Linked DNA regions of Homo sapiens: region 1 is linked to region 2. Evidence: chromatin loops called from intact Hi-C (ENCODE). Cell type or tissue: CD4-positive, alpha-beta T cell. All regions are shown on one strand. Links, peaks and the distances in the headings refer to the core of each region. The heading gives the core; the rest is flanking DNA. Region 1 holds the start of RPP21 (ribonuclease P subunit p21). Region 2 overlaps HCG17 (HLA complex group 17).

Region 1 (8,329 bases), core at 203-8,202, 86 kb after region 2:
CATCGGGTAGAGTGGTTATATAATTTACCATGTAAACTTGCATAACCTTCAAAGGCCGGGTGCGGTGGCTCACATCTGTAATCCTAGCACTTTGGGAGGCCAAGGCTGGTGGATCACTTGAGGTCAGGAGTTCGACATCAGCCTGGCCAACACGGTGAAACCCCATCTCTACTAAAAATATAAAAATTAGCCAGATGTGGTGTTGGGCGCCTGTAATCCCAGCTCCTCTGGAGGCTGAGGCAGGAGAACTGCTTGAACCTGGGAAGCGGAGGTTGCAGTGAGCTGAGATCACACCACTGCACTCCAGCCTGAGGGACAGAGTGAGATTCCATCTCAAAAAAAAAAAAAAAGAAAGAAACTGAAAGGGAGTGTCATTATATTAATGTGAATATGCAGGGAAAATAGTCATAAACCAGGCCAGTTCCTGGAAAACACACATGGTCACCCTATCCCTAGACCATATGCTGTCTTGCTCGGCATCCTTCTTAACACTTTCCGTTTTTTTCTGCCCCTCAGACTACACCTTGTACTTCTCTACATAGTGAGATAAATGATAATGTCAGAGGGAGATGAAGAGAGGACCAGGCGGGAACCTAGATTACCAGCCACTGCAGACTCAAGAGATTATTATCTGTTTACTTTAGGGTCAGGGTGAGAAGTGAGCCATTGCTTTCTCCCCTTCCTTAGGTGACACCATGGATTGAGAAAGTTAACCAAACCAGGTTGTTCTGGGGACCTTTAAGGGACCAGGCTCTGTAAAGGCAGGCTGGAAGAGTGAGGCAGGGGCATTTAGCTATTCCCATCCTCATCTAGCTCCCCACTCTGGCTTCTCCCGCCAGCGGATGTGACCCTGGACCCTGAGACAGCTCATCCTAACCTAGTCCTGTCAGAGGATCGTAAGAGCGTCAAGTTCGTGGAGACAAGACTCCGGGATCTCCCTGACACACCAAGGCGTTTCACCTTCTACCCTTGCGTCCTGGCTACTGAGGGTTTCACCTCAGGTCGACACTACTGGGAGGTGGAGGTGGGCGACAAGACCCACTGGGCAGTGGGTGTATGCCGGGACTCCGTGAGCCGAAAGGGCGAGTTGACTCCACTCCCTGAGACTGGCTACTGGCGGGTGCGGCTATGGAATGGGGACAAATATGCAGCCACCACCACACCTTTTACCCCTTTGCACATCAAGGTGAAACCCAAGCGGGTAGGCATATTCCTAGACTATGAGGCCGGCACACTGTCTTTCTACAATGTCACAGACCGCTCTCATATCTACACCTTCACTGATACTTTTACTGAGAAACTTTGGCCCCTCTTCTACCCAGGCATCCGGGCTGGACGGAAGAATGCTGCACCACTTACCATCAGGCCCCCAACAGATTGGGAGTGACAGGTTGGGATGTGGGAATGACTGGGGTGAGGCAGGGTCAAGTGCTACGGGCCTCCTTCCCGTGTCCTGCTGGAACGTCTTCGTGTCCACCTGGGTCCAGTCCTGAATCATCTTGGAGAAACACCTTGGTTTCTAGGATGGTTTTGTGTGGAGGGGGAGGTAGGACTGGGCTGGATGAGAGAGCACAGCTGTGACTTCCTCCTAACTGTCAGGGTGGGGAGCTGGTTCCCAGAGGATTGTCTACCCTGAAGTCCATCAGGTTTTCTGTTGCACAAGGACGGGTCAGGAAGGAAGGAGAGGCTTTTCCAGAAACAAAAAATCTGTGAGGGTCTGACTTGCTCAAACCAGAGGAGGAAACAGAAACCCCTGCACATCTTTTTAGGGGGTTCTTTGACCCAGGATAGTCTTGCTTCTTGAGGTAGATCACAGGGGTCTGTGTACCTCTGAATTCATGAGAGATGAATGACAGATGCTCTCATGGGTCTAGATATTGAGGAGTTTTTCTGAGGGCAGAGATTGGACATCAACAAGGCTAGAAGGGTCAGGGAAGTGGGCTAAAGGAACAGATTCCTAGAGATTAATGAAGAGGAGGGAGGTTTCTTTGGTCTTCTATTCCAAGGGTAAGGTTGCGATTATGGGTAAGATTGGCCAGAGGTAGGAATGTGGGGAGAAGGAGAGGCTGAAAAGAAAGCAGAGGAGAACCCAGGTCCCTGCCTCAGCCTTCAGCAGAGTTGGCTTATTGCCTGCCTCTATACCAATAAGTCAGTCACCTTGCTCCTCTCCAGAGGCAAAGTGGAAGAGATCCTGCAAGACACATCTATCCTTTCACAGTGTTCCCAAGGGAACTTGGAAAGGAGAGTCAGGTATTAGAGGAAAGAGAAGGGTATTTGTATACAAAGCCCTGGCCTTAAAGAATGTTACTTAGTAGCTACTCCCAAATTGTCAGCCTTCTTACCTGGCCAAGGTGTCCAAGCCAGAAAGGAAAAAAGGTTATGGAGTCTTTCTCACCCTAAGGACAGGGTGGAAGAGGGTGGTATATAGGGAAGGGCCAGATAGGCAACTTCATTTGGCTTGTGTGCATCTGGCCTGGAACTGGTGTTAAGCCAGGCTTTTGCTTGTTTGTTGCCATCCCTCACCCTTTGCCATTTCCCTTTTCAGAGAATGTAAATGATTTTCATGTTAGGCCAAAATAAACAACTTATAGGGTACATATGTTGTCATAAAAGGTAAAAGTGATGCATGCCAAACCAAACTAAACCAATTTGGATTATCTGCTATTCGGGTAATCTTCACAGAAATGACTGAGAGAAGAATCTGCAGTTTACTGAGGGCATTTCAGTTCCTCCTACCACCTCAACAGGACTTTGTCCAGACTCTCCTCCTCTTACCTTTGTGCCTTGACTGTGGTTCTTTGTGGCAAGATACTTTGGTTGGTTAAAATAATATGGAACAAAGGATCCACTGAAGTGATCTCTGTGTTGTGTGGTAATTTGGTGACAGCCTTGTACTGATGTGTAAGAATCACTGGGTGTTAGACATGCATGTTCCTGGGTCTCACCCTTAGTGGTTAGTCAAGGTCTGGGGTGGGCCGGACATCTACATTTTATTTATGAGACAGAGTCTCGTTCTGTCGCCCAGGCTGGAGTACAGTGGTGATCTCAGCTCACTGCAACCTCCGCCTCCCAGGTTCAAGCAATTCTCCTGCCTCAGCCTCCAGAGTAGCTGGGATTACTATGGACTATAGCCATGCACCACCACACCCGGCTAATTTTAGTGGAGACAGGGTTTTGCCATGTTGGACAGGCTGGTCTCGAACTCCTGAACTCAAGTAATCTACCTGCCTCAGCCACTCAAAGTGCTAGGATTACAGGTGTGAGCCACCGTGCCCAGCCTACATCTACATTTTAAACACACCACTCTCATTTGAGTCCGAAAACCCTTGTGAAACTAGTTCCAGAGGAGGTTTCAGCCATGTCCTTCCTCCCAGCTGGAGCCCTGCTTGTCTGTCCCCGCCTGGCACTGGGTCTGAAATTGGAGAGAAGTCATCCTCTCCTGACTTATGCTGCCCTCCCCATCTCAGGGTTCATTGATCTTCTACCCCTCCAATTCATGTCCCTCTGCTTCTGACTTCAGTAACTGATAGTCACTATGAGTCACAGGACACCAGACAGAAGAACTGGAAGATAGAAGAGGTCAGAGGGAGGGGTGTGAGGTGAATGTCAGTGTGGGGAGTGGGGTGAAGTTTCAGGGGCAGGGGATGCTGTTGACAGATTTCTGTGCTGTACCTAAGCCTAGGAGTTAGAAACCATTCACTCAGAAAGTGAGGATCACCTACTGTGTGTCCAGCACTGCATAACAGGAAGTGTGTTTCTTTGGTAGGTGGAATAGTAGGAGTAAACTGTGCTTTCTGAGGACCGGGAGTCCTTTTCCCTCCCTCCAGCACCCTCATGATCCTTCCCACTTTCACCCCCACTGGCACCAGTGCTTTTTTTTAATGTATTACCTCTGTGCCTTCCGTCTGTAGATCTTACAGGCATCTGCCTCGGACCTCAGGAGAGTAGGGCAGAAGCTCTAGCTGGGTATAAATTGCACATAACCATCTCCCCAACGTAGCTACATAAAGAGACCAGCCTTCTGTCCTGAAAATGGCCGATTTAAGATCCTCACCTGCTCCACTAGGTCTCTAGGTGATATAATTGGTCATGAGCTTGAGGAAGACAAAAGCACTGAAAATTCATAAAGGGACCCTGGGCATGGATTGCTGGGGTTGTGTTTAGAAACCGATGAGTTTGTGAGGCCTCCGGGAGGCTCCCGAGGGCGCGGGGACTACGTTTCCCAGGAGGCCTCGCGCGGACGCCCGGGCGGGGCTGTGCGAGGGGTGGGGCTGCGGGAGGCCCTGGAGCGCGGCGGTGATGGCGGGGCCGGTGAAGGACCGCGAGGCCTTCCAGAGGCTCAACTTCCTGTACCAGGTGAGTCTGCGACAAGGGCCCCACGGGGACGGTGCTCGGCGTCCCAGAGTGACTGCTCCCCTCCCGCAGGCCGCCCATTGTGTCCTTGCCCAGGACCCCGAGAACCAGGCGCTGGCGAGGTTTTACTGCTACACTGAGAGGACCATTGCGAAGCGGCTCGTCTTGCGGCGGTGAGACAGCCACGGGGCGGGCGGCGGGCGGGACGCGGGAGGAACGCGAGAGGGAGCGCGGGCGCCAGACCACTATCCTCCTCCGCCCCCAGGGATCCCTCGGTGAAGAGGACTCTCTGTCGAGGCTGCTCTTCCCTCCTCGTCCCGGGCCTCACCTGCACCCAGCGCCAGAGACGTGAGTGCTCCAACGGAGGTGGAAGACTGCGGAGCATTGGGGGCGCGGAGGGGGGCGGGGTGGGGGGCGGGCACTGGAGGCCAACAGCGCCTTTCTCACTGTAGATGGATGTTGGGTGTGGGATTCGCAGGAGTCTTCCTTCTTCGGGTTTGGATTAAGTTCCTAACGCCACTTGCACAAACTAGGGTTTGGGCTCGGCTGTTTTTTTTTTTTTTCTTCCAGTGTGGGCAATAAATAATAACTTTTAAGAGGCAACCCCACCCATGCACAATAATAGATGTTGTTCGGCTTTGTGGAGGACGATTCCCATCACCATTCATTTATTAAGCAAATACTTATTTTCTAAAATGTGTCAGGTACTGTGCTAGATTCATTATTCTCATTGAAATTACGGTCTGATGGGACAGACTAAGAAACAAAATGGTGTAGAAAAAGATTAACTGGGGGAGTAGAATGCTCACTTACTCATGCCAGTGGTGGCGAAGTTTATGATAAGCAAAGGGAGTGAGAGATGGAAATTCTAGGCATGTGTGCAGACTCTGAGACAAGAGAGCTTGTGGTGCTGTCAAAGAAATGAGAGTTCAGGAGGCTGGAGTTTGAGGTAGGAGGGCAAAACATGAGACTGGAGGGGGAAACAGGCCAGTTCTTGAAGTCTTGTTAGGGAGTTTGAACTTTATCTTAAAGAGTTCCAGGAAATCGATGGAGCTTATGCCGAGGCCTGACACCATCAAATGTGCATTCAAATTGGGGGTGTGGTGGGGGAGCGGGGATACCTACTGAAAAACACTGGAGGCAAAACTGGCAGCAAGAGACCGTTACTTCTAAACGTGGACAGTCTTTTTCCCATGTTCACCCTAGGCTGCAGGGGACAGCGCTGGACCGTACAGACCTGCCTAACATGCCAGCGCAGCCAACGCTTCCTCAATGATCCCGGGCATTTACTCTGGGGAGACAGGCCTGAGGCCCAGCTCGGGAGCCAAGCAGGTGAGAGGTGAGGGAGAAAATGGAGGACACCCCAGAGGATAGGGACAATGGAGAACGTAGAGTGAAGAGGACACATGGACAGGTTCTGGGTTGGTGTGAGAAGTACCACAGTCAGAAAACTAATTCTGTTTCTCTGATTCTGCTCATTTACTCAGATTCCAAACCACTACAACCCTTGCCAAACACAGCCCACTCCATTTCAGACCGCCTTCCTGAGGAGAAAATGCAGACTCAGGGTTCCAGTAACCAGTGATGGATTCACCCCATCTCCCAAATAAAGTTTACTTGTTTTACATTCCATGATTCTGTTCTGTGGGTATTTCAACTCTTAATTCCATTTTCTTCTGTTTCTGTCTGTGTTTCTTGGTCACCTTTGTAATCCCACCATGCAGGGAGATCGTGATTTCCATAGACCACTTGGCCTCACTCAGCAGCTTGCATTTCCAAGGCCATGGCCCCAGTTCCCTATCAATGTCCTGAGCCACCTTAGGGCATTCCATGTTTGGGCAGCCATAATTGCTGACTGAAGAGCTGGAGAGAATGATGCCACTGCTGCTGTTTTTAAACAAGGGGAGAAATATGGGGCAGCGGAGAGTGTTTGTATCCTCTAGGCCCACTCATAGTCAGAAAAGACTCAGGTCTTTTCCCAGTCTCAAAGTTGTCTTTAATAAAATTCTGATAAAGGAAATGGCGCAAACCTGAACTAACAAAGTCAAAGATGCTAACAAAGGACACCGACAGACATTTTGCAATTATGTCCCATAGGTAAACTCTCAGAGTTTTCTTAAGAATAAACAACTAAAATGTTTTCTTCGATATCCCTAGAAAGCCTACTGAAGTACAGAATTCTTAGACTGACCTTTTTGCTAAATGCCAGCTAATAAGGTTATACCAAAAGCATACAAACAAAATTTACTACTTCCAGAATGCAGTTTTCTTTTATTTCTCTTATAAACCCTGTGTTTGCTTATCGATAGCTGTATAAAAAAATCACTTCATCATGTTGGAGCTTAAAACATAATGATTTATTATTTCCTCTGGTTCTGTGAACTAGGAATTCTGAAAGACTTTGGCTGGGTGGTTCTCCTGTTACATATGAAATCAGCTTAAATAGCTGCATTTAGCTGCTATCTCGTAGGTGGTCTGGAAGACCCAAGAAATTTCACTCACGTGTTTAGCACCTCATTGCTTCTCCAAGTAGCCTTGCTCCCTCGCTAGCTTTGATGTTCCCACAGCATGGCTGACTCAGGGTAGTTGTATTTCTTACATCCCCTCTGGCTTCTACAAAAGCATCCCAATATGTAAGTGTTTGGCTGGATGCTGTGGCTCACACCTGTGATCCCAGCACTTTGTGAGGCCGAGGCAGGTGGATCACTTGAGTTCAGGAGTTTGAGACCAGCCCGGACAACATGGTGGAACCCTGTCTGTACTTAAAATACAAAAAAATTAGCAGGGCGTGGTAGCAGGCACCTGTAATTCCAGCTACTCGGGAGGCTGAGGCAGGAGAATCACCTGAACCCAGGAGGCAGAGTTGCAGTGGGCCAAGATCGCGCCACTGCATTCCAGCCTGTGTGACAGAGTGAGACTGTCTCAAAAAAAAAAAGTGTTTATCGAGCCTCTGTTGGGGTCACACTTGCTAATGTTCCCTTGGCCAAAGCAAGGCACAGTGCCAATGCCAGATTCAATGTGGAAGGGGCTACACTGGAGTTTGAACGCTGGGAGGTTCATTAGTTCCCTGGGGATCACCAGTGTAACAATCTACCACAGGGGTCCCCAACCCCCAGGCCCTGTGGACTGGTACTGGGCTGTGTCCTGTTAGGAACCAGGCTGCCTAGTAGGAGGTGAGCAGTGGTGGAAGGGAGGGATGGGCCAGCATTACTGCCTGAGTAATCAGTGGCAGCATTAGATTCACATAGGAGCATGAACCCTACTGTGAACTGCGCATGCAAGGGATCTGGGTTGCATGCTCCTTATCATAATCTAATTGCTGATGATCTGGGGTGAAATAGTTTCATCCCAGAACCATACCCTTCCTGCTCCATGGAAAAATTGCCTTTCACAAAACCAGTCCCTGGTTAACCTGTCCCTAGTGCCAAAAAGGTTGGGGATCACTCATCTACCACATTCTTGTTTTGCCTTTGTCCCTGACTTGGTCTCTCCACTGCCTCCTTCACATGTCAGTAAATTATTTGCGTAGAAAATACTAAACAGTGTACATGTAAGTAAATGTTTCTGAGTCATCCTTTGACATTTTATTTCTGGAAATAGTGCCTACCTGGGTCAACTTTCAGTCCAACAAAAATGTGTAGCCTGAAAGTAACACCTCGTGCATACCTGGGTCCTTTGCATCCTCAGCTCACCTTCCATGGCTCCTCCAGTAAGTTTAATTTGGGATGACTGAGCTCGACTCTTGCACACTTAATCTGATCTTTGGCTAAGTTTGTCTTGAGTGTGTTATGATTGCATGTGACTGAACATGTCTACAGTGGGATAGCAGTGGGGAAACTGAGTTTCGATTTCATGGCTCAGTCACTAAGTGATTCCTCTCATGTGGGAGATCATGGGAATCAGGTCCCAGTCAGGATGAGCGGCAGACAAAACAGTATCTGGAATCTGGTTCACTTGTGAGTCTTTGTGGTTTCTT
Region 2 (8,329 bases), core at 100-8,099:
TTACTTACGCAAATTTCTGCAGCCAGCTTGAGTTTCTCCTCAAAAAAATTGGTTTTTCTTTCTATTGCATCGTCAGGCTGTAAATTTTCTGAACTTTTATCCTCTGTTTCCCTTTTAAAATGGAATGCTTTTAACAGCACCCAAGTCACATTTTAAATGCTTTGCTGCTTAGAAATTTTATCTGCCAGATACCCTAAATCATCTCTCTCAAGTTCAGAGTGCCACAGATCTCTAGGGCAGGGGCAAAATGCCACCAGTCTCTTTGCTAAAACGTAACAAGAGTCACCTTTGCTCCAGTTCCCAACAAGTTCCTCATCTCCATCTGAGACCACCTCAGCCTGGACCTTATTGTTCATATCACCATCAGCATTTTTGTCAAAGGCATTCAACAAGTCTTTAGGAGGTTCCAAACTTTCCCACATTTTTCTGTCTTGTTCTGAGCCCTCCAAACTGTTCCAACCTCTGCCTAATACCCAGTTCCAAAGTCAATTCCACATTTTCGGGTGTCTTTTCAGTAGCACCCACTCTACTGGTACTAATTTACTGTATTAGTGCGTTTTCATGCTGCTCATAAAGAAATACCCAAGACTGAGATGAAAAAGAGGTTTAACTGGACTTAGAATTCCACATGGTTGGGGAGGCCTCAGAATCATGGCGGGAGGTGAAAGGCACTTCTTACATGGCGGTAACAAGAGAAAATGAGGAAGATGCAAAAGCAGAAACCCCTGATAAAACCATCAGATCTCATGAGACTTATTCACTACCACGAGAACAGTATGGGGGAAACCAACCCCATGATTCAAATTATCTCCCACTGGGTCCCCTGGGTCCCTCCCACAACACATGGGAATTATGGGAGTACAATTCAAGATAATATTTGGGTGGGGACATAGAGCCAAACCATATCACCAGCATTACCCAAATAAAAATCCCAGACAAGAACATCACAAGAAAAAGAATCAAGAACAAATATTCCTCTTGAACACAGACTCACAATTCAATACAAAACGTTATCCAATTAAGATATACATAAAATGAATAATATGCCATGCCATATTGGTTTTTTTAAAGGGAAAGTAAGGTTGGTTTAACATCTGAAAATTAAACAATACAATTCACCCAATTAATAGAACAAAGAACAAATGTTGCACAATTATTATAGTCAATGCAGAAAAAGCACTTGCAAAATCAAGACCATTTCATGACAAAATAGCTCAGCAAACAAAATCGAAAGGAATATCTTCAATGTGGTTAAGGACACCCACGAAAAGTTTACAGCTACCCTCATATTCAATTATGAAAGGCCAGATGCTTACTTCCTAAGATTAGCAACAAAGCAAAGATGTGGCTCTCCTCATTTTTGTTTAAAACACCTTACGAGCATCCTAACTAGTGCAATATGGCAAGAAAATGAAATAAAAGACCAATAAAAGGGCCAAGTGTGGTGCCTCATGCCTGTAATCTCAGCACTTTGGGAGGCCAAGGTGGGAGGATCACTTTAGTTCAAGAGTTTGAGACTAGCTTGAGCAACATAGTTAGACCCCTGTCTTTACTAAATATAAATAATTTTTAAAAGAAAAAAAACAATGATAGGAAAGGAAGAAATAAAATCTTTCTTTCTCAGCTTAATTACATATGTAGAAAACAATAAGGAATTCTGAAAAAGTCTCTGGAAGTAATAATTAAATTTGCAAAATTGTTCACAAAAGATATGTAATAAGTCTCTTAGACAAACATGACAAGATAGCAACAATACTAGTCATCAAAGAAGTGCAAGTTAAAACCACAATGAGAAACCATCACACATCACCTAGAATAAGTAAAGTTCAAAAGACATATGATAATTCTAAATACTGGTATGAATATGGAAAAAATAAAAATCTCTTATATTGTTGGTAGGAACGCAAAAAAAAGTTGCAGTCAGTTTGTAAAATAATATGGCAATTTCTTAAACAGCTACCCATCCATTTACCATATCACCCAACAATTCCACAAATATTTATTTATCCAAAGGAAATGAAAATTTAAGGCCATGCAAAGACTTGTAGTCAGTTATTTATAGTGGTTTCATTAATTACAGACCCTAACCGGAAATAACCCACGTTTATCAGCTGGAGAATAGAGAAACCAACGAATAAACTGGAATTCCAACAATACTCAGCAGCTACTCAGTGACAAAAATGAATGAAATATTATTACTCTTAACTACATGGAAAAATCTCAAATATTGTTATGACAAGTGAGAGACCAAAGGACTACATAACATATGATTGCATGTCCATGAAATTCTAGAAATTTCATTATTACAGTAACAGAAAGCACAGCAGTGGTTGAGTGAAGAGAAGGGGGTGAGGGTGGGAGGCAAGGATTAAATAGAAAAGGGGCATAAGGAAAGTTTTTAGGGAAAAGAAACTGTCCTCTATCTGGGCAATGTGGTAGTTACATGACTATAAATAATTACCAATATTCATAAAACATTGTAGCTAAAACTGGTGAGTTTTATTATACACAAACGCCCCAATTAGGAAAAAAAAAGGTGGGGGAAGAAGGCAAAAATGAAGACACTTTTACATAATCCAAATCAGAAAATTCATTTCCTAGGGATCTTGTACTACGTATAATTTTGAAGGAAGTTCTTCAGGCTGAAGGGAAATGATACTAGATGGTGACCTAGATATATAGAAAGGGATAATTAACAACAGAAATTATGCACATACACAGATCACATACACACTCATTTTCTTAATGACAATATGAATGCTTAAAACAAAAAGTATTACTGTATTATTGAGTTTATAAAGTATATTGATGTAATATATACAACAAGAATAGCACAATGGTAGGTTACATGAAACTACACTCTTACAAGTGTCCTTTATTTTGCTGGATGCAGCTTAATATTACCTGAACTTCACCATGAAAAGTCAAGGAATCGGGTTTCAATTCTTACAACAATAAAAAATTAGTGTAAAGAAATATACCTAAAAGCCACTAGAATTAAAACCATAAACTAAAAAATGTTTACTTAACACATAAGAAAGTAGGAAAGGAGGAATAGAAACAAAAAGATACGAGACAAATTGAAAACATACAGCAAAATGGTAGACCAAAACCCAACCATTGTAAGTGAAGAAATGACACGACCTGAGTCACATTAGCAGAACTGCTGAGCACTGTGGGGAGAACAGACATGGGCAGGAAGTGAGGGACAGTGTTAGTGCCACAATTCAGGGGTGAGAGGGTGGCAGGGACTAAGGGGAGGGGAGGGTGTGAGGGATGAGAGGGGCAGAGAGAAGGGCTGGAGAGACAGGAAGTGAGGAAAAGGAGCAAGGGAAAGGACTCTAAAGCAGTGGAGGAGCCTAGCAGGGGGTTCTTGACATGCATTCGGTATTTAATACATTTTGTGGGACTGCCAAAAACTAATGGCCTCCTCATGATTAAAAACATAAGAGTAAAAAAATACCAAGTATGCAAATAAAATGTGCACACTGCTTAGATGTGCATAATTCATAAAAACAAGCAGTGCTTAAGCATTGATGATAGGCATTTTGACTTCAGTGCAATTTTGAGGCTCCTTGTTACAATATACAGTAACAAATCCTGCTTCTTTGTATTGAGATGTCCTGGACTCACACAGGGAAACTCGGGCTATGGAATGAAGATAATTTTAAATGCAACAACCCAGAGTCATGGATCCACAGTCTGGGAAAGTAAACTTAGAAGCTTTGTGACTCGAATTGCAATGCTGTTTGGATACACTTATATATGAAGCAGGCAAAATCAGGTCTTTTACAGATTAGAATCCTGATCATTCAGGGGTTAGATTGTGCTAACCACTGTATTAATAAACAAACAAACAAAAAAACCTGGTCACTATGAGAATCTCTATCTTGTGCCTTCAGCCACAACTTCACCAGGTTTAAAGAGAAAACCCCTTTCTCTACACCGCCATTCCCAAGGCGAGCTCACTCTCTGGCATCAAAGTTCCCTGGGGTGAGTTTTCTTCTAGGATAGTCCAAGGGGAGAGGTAAGGAGTCGGAAGTCCAGTTCAGGGACGAGGATTCCAGGATGAGCGTGAATGGGAAGGGGCTGGGCCCAGCCTGGGGGTTCTCTCCCTAGTTTCCACAGACAGATCCTTGACCAGGACTCAGGCAGTCAGTGTGACAAAGAGGCTGGCGTAGGAAAAGAGAGGTCAGGACAAAGTCCCAGGCCCCAGGCGTGGCTCTCTGGGTCTCAGGCCCCAAGAGCGATGACTGCACTGGGGAGTCACAGGGTTGGGGATTGCCCACTCCCCTGAGTTTTGGTTCTCCCAACCTTCTTCCTGGATACTTGTGACATAATCCCACTTCTCACTCCCATTGGGTGCCGGGTTTTTAGAGAAGCCAATCAGCTTCGCCGCGATCCCGGCACTACGATCCCGGCACTACAGTCCCGGCGCAACCACCCGCACTCAGATTCTCCCCAAACGCCAAGGATGGGGGTCATGGCTCCCCGAACCCTCCTCCTGCTGCTCTTGGGGGCCCTGGCCCTGACCGAGACCTGGGCCGGTGAGTGCGGGGTCGGGAGGGAAAGGGCCTCTGCGGGGAGAAGCGAGTGGCCCGCCCGGCCCGGGGAGCCGCGCCGGGAGGAGGGTCGGGCGGGTCTCAGCCTCTCCTCGCCTCCAGGCTCCCACTCCTTGAGGTATTTCAGCACCGCAGTGTCCCAGCCCGGCCGCGGGGAGCCCCGGTTCATCGCCGTGGGCTACGTGGACGACACAGAGTTCGTGCGGTTCGACAGCGACTCCGTGAGTCCGAGGATGGAGCGGCGGGCGCCGTGGGTGGAGCAGGAGGGGCTGGAGTATTGGGACCAGGAGACACGGAACGCCAAGGGCCACGCGCAGATTTACCGAGTGAACCTGCGGACCCTGCTCCGCTATTACAACCAGAGCGAGGCCGGTGAGTGACCCTGGCCCGGGGCGCAGGTCACGATCCCTCCCCATCCCCCACGGACAGCCCAGGTCCCGGGTCTGAGTCTCCGGTCTGAGATCCACCCCGAGGCTGCGGGACCTGCCCAGACCCTCGACCAGGGAAGAAACTCGGGCGCCTTTACCCGGTTTAATTTCAGTTTAGGCCAAAATCCCCGCGGGTTGGTCGGGGCGGGAGCGGGGCTCGGTGTTCGGGGCTGACGGCGGGGGCGAGGCCATGGTTCTCACACCATCCAGAGGAAGCATGGCTGCGACGTGGGCCCGACAGGCGCCTCCTCCGCAGGTATGAACAGTTCGCCTACGATGGCAAGGATTACATCGCCCTGAACGAGGACCTGCACTCCTGGACCGCCGCGAACACAGCGGCTCAGATCTCCCAGCACAAGTGGGAAGCGGACAAATACTCAGAGCAGGTCAGGGCCTACCTGAGGGCAAGTGCATGGAGTGGCTCCGCAGACACCTGGAGAACGGGAAGGAGACGCTGCAGCACGCGGGTACCAGGGGCCACGGGGGCGCCTCCCTCATTTCCTGTAGATTTCCCGGGCTGGCCTCCCACCAGGAGAGTAGGAAAATGGGACCAATGCTAGAATATCGCCCTCCCACTGGTCCTGAATGGGAAGAATCCTGGGTTTCCAGATCCTGTACCAGAGAGTAACTCTGAGAGCCCACCCTGCTCTCTGGGACAATTAAGGGATGAAGTCCCTGAGGAAATGGAGGAGAAGACAGTCCCTGGAATACTGATCCGTGGTCCCCTTTGACCCCTGCAGCAGCCTGGGGCACCAGGAATTTTCCTCTCAGGCCTTGTTCTCTCCCTCACACTCAGTGTGTCCGTGGCTCCGATTCCAGCTCTTCTGAGTGCCTTGGCCTCCACTCAGGTCAGGACCAGAAGTCCCTGCTCCCCCATCAGAGACTCGAACTTTCCAAGGAATAGGAGATTATCCCAGATTCCTGTGTCCAGGCTGGTGTCTGGGTTCTGTGCTCCCTTCCCCATCCCAGGTGTCCTGTCCATTCTCAGGATGGTCACATGTATGCTGCTGGAGTGTCCTATGAGGAATGCAAAGTGCCTGAATTTTCTGACTCTTCCCCTCAGATCCCCCAAAGGCACATGTGACCCAGCACCCCATCTCTGACCATGAGGCCACCCTGAGGTGCTGGGCCCTGGGCCTCTACCCTGCGGAGATCACACTGACCTGGCAGCAGGATGGGGAGGACCAGACCCAGGACACGGAGCTTGTGGAGACCAGGCCTGCAGGGGACGGAACCTTCCAGAAGTGGGTGGCTGTAGTGGTGCCTTCCGGAGAGGAGCAGAGATACATGTGCCATGTGCAGCATGAGGGGCTGCCAGAGCCCCTCACCCTGAGATGGGGTAAGGAGGGGTGTAAGTTGTCTCCTCTCAGGGAAAGCAGGAGACCTTCAGCAGGGCAGGGCTGAGGCCTGGGGGTCAGAACCCCTCACCTCCCTCTCCTTTCCCAGAGCCGTCTTCTCAGCCCACCATCCCCATCGTGGGCATCGTTGCTGGCCTGTTTCTCCTTGGAGCTGTGGTCACTGGAGCTGTGGTTGCTGCTGCGATGTGGAGGAAGAAAAGCTCAGGTAGGGAAGGGGTGAGAGGTGGGGTCTGGGTTTTCTTGTTCCACTGTGGGTTTCAAGCCACAGGTAGAATTGTGACTTGCTTCATCACTGGGAAGCACCGTCGACACACAGGCCGACCTAGCCTGGGGCCCTGTGTGCCAACACTTGCTCTTTTGTGAAGCACATGTGAAAACGAAGGACAAATTTATCACCTTGATGATTGTGGTGATGGGGACCTCCCAGCAGTCACAGGTCACAAGGGAAGATCCCTACTGAGGACAGACCTCAGGAGGGCAGTTGGTCCAGTCACCACACCTGCTTTCCTCATGTTTCCTGATCCTGCCCTGGGTCTGCAGTCACAGTTCTGGAAATTTTCCTGGGGTCCAGGATTTGCTGTTTCCTTAAGGACTTCATGCCCCATGTCCTCCCTGACCTCTCACAGGTTGTTTTTTTCTCACAGATAGAACAAGGAGGAGCTATGCTCGGGCTGCCTGTTAGTATGGGGGATTAGAGGGCTGCTCCCTGAGATCGTTGGGACAGTGTAGACAAGATTCCTCCTTTAGCCACATCTCCTGTGGGCTCTGACCAGTTCCTATTTTTGTTCTACCCCAGGCAGCAATTGTGCTCAGTACTCTGATGCATCTCATGATACTTGTAAAGGTGAGACATGGGGGGGCCTGAAGTGGGTGGGGGTGAGGCAGAGGGGACATGATTCTGTTGAGGGGTTCTCTGGATTTAGACATCTTGACCATGTGGTAGGCTGTTCAGAGTGTCACCAGGTACAGTGACTGCCCTGGATTTGTTTATGATTATTTTCTCCTGTAGCTTGAGACAACTGCCTTGAGTGGGACTGAGAGATACAAAATTTCTTCAGGTCCTTCCTCTGACACACACCATTGTAATTTCAAGAGCTCCTGACTTCTATATCTGCACTTGACACGTGAATATATCTATGTGTCTGTGTTCCAGTTAGCATAATGTGAGGAAATGGGCTACTGGTCCACCACTGCCACCAGGACCACCACCCCACACTAACCTGTCCTCTCTTCCCCGGTCAAGTTTTTTTTCAACAGAGGTGAGGCTGGGACATTTCTATTCATGTCTTAACTTTTAAGTTTCACTGAGCTGCCACTTACTCCACTATTCAAAATAAGAACCTGGATATGAATTTTTCAAATTCTTGCCATGAGGTTGGGTTGATTGTTCAATGAAAGGAGAGCAAGACTCTTAAAACTTGAGAGAGGAAGTAAAACCTGAGAGCCTTCCAGAATCCATTTTTGCTGTGCTGGGCCTGTTGTAGGTGGAGACAGGAGAGAGAGGGCTGTGAGGAGCTGAGTGTGGACAGCCTATGCTCAGTTCATCATGGAATTTGACGTGGTCATTCATTGGGTTGGTCATCTTCACTGCTCCATTGTTTGTGTCCCTTCAGTAGAACCTTGTTTCACCAGGACCTGTGATCACAGGCACACAAACATTGCCTGGGCCTTGTCCTGTCTCTAGGACCGTGGACAGCAAGGGCTTCATGGGCTGGGTCAGTCTATGGTCTGGCCCTAATATTTTGTATCATTATTTTTGGTTTCTTTGTTTCTGTAGAGGACTATGCCTGTTCCTGTTCTGGTGTCTGCGTTCTGATCTCTTTCTCCCCTGGGTGTCCCTCATCTCTGACAGCAGCAGGAGTCATTTTTCCTGTCATTAACCCCACAAGGTGGAAGGCAGCCCCTGCACACAGAAGTCTGTGGTATTAAGAGATGAATTTTCAAGCCCGTGCAGCTTTTACCCTATTTCCAGGGCTCTTTC

What was found. Hi-C counts contacts between places; a loop is a spot of excess contacts. Peaks named below come from ENCODE experiments on the same cell type or tissue, not always from the same donor. Only the 100,000 strongest peaks of a DNase experiment are listed, where the experiment ranks them.
Region 1: it touches region 2 in a loop (2.0-fold over the local background); 3 of 110 quality-filtered maps call a loop at or near these places.

Annotation. Positions count from the first base shown.
Region 1 is chr6:30,340,873-30,349,201 of GRCh38, forward strand. TRIM39 (tripartite motif containing 39) reads left to right here. Exons shown (of 8, transcript NM_001369521.2): 8 at 840-2,857. The coding sequence ends at 1,387. TRIM39-RPP21 (TRIM39-RPP21 readthrough) reads left to right here. Exons shown (of 10, transcript NM_001199119.1): 6 at 840-1,024; 7 at 4,426-4,526; 8 at 4,619-4,701; 9 at 5,560-5,685; 10 at 5,841-5,986. The coding sequence ends at 5,938. RPP21 (ribonuclease P subunit p21) reads left to right here and starts at 4,284. Exons shown (of 5, transcript NM_024839.4): 1 at 4,284-4,356; 2 at 4,426-4,526; 3 at 4,619-4,701; 4 at 5,560-5,685; 5 at 5,841-5,985. The coding sequence starts at 4,300. The coding sequence ends at 5,938. RefSeq lists an enhancer at 1-634. In CD4-positive, alpha-beta T cell, for the core only: no CTCF peak of the experiment used is centred there; a DNase peak (open chromatin) is centred at 4,299; H3K4me3 peaks cover 1,290 bases; H3K27ac peaks cover 446 bases.
Region 2 is chr6:30,255,151-30,263,479 of GRCh38, forward strand. The region is part of intron 1 of HCG17 (HLA complex group 17); the gene reads right to left. It also overlaps the pseudogene HLA-L. Among named protein-coding and RNA genes, the nearest start is that of TRIM26, 46 kb to the left of the region's middle. In CD4-positive, alpha-beta T cell, for the core only: a CTCF peak has its summit at 4,834; DNase peaks (open chromatin) are centred at 4,321, 4,761 and 5,191; H3K4me3 peaks cover 2,285 bases; H3K27ac peaks cover 964 bases.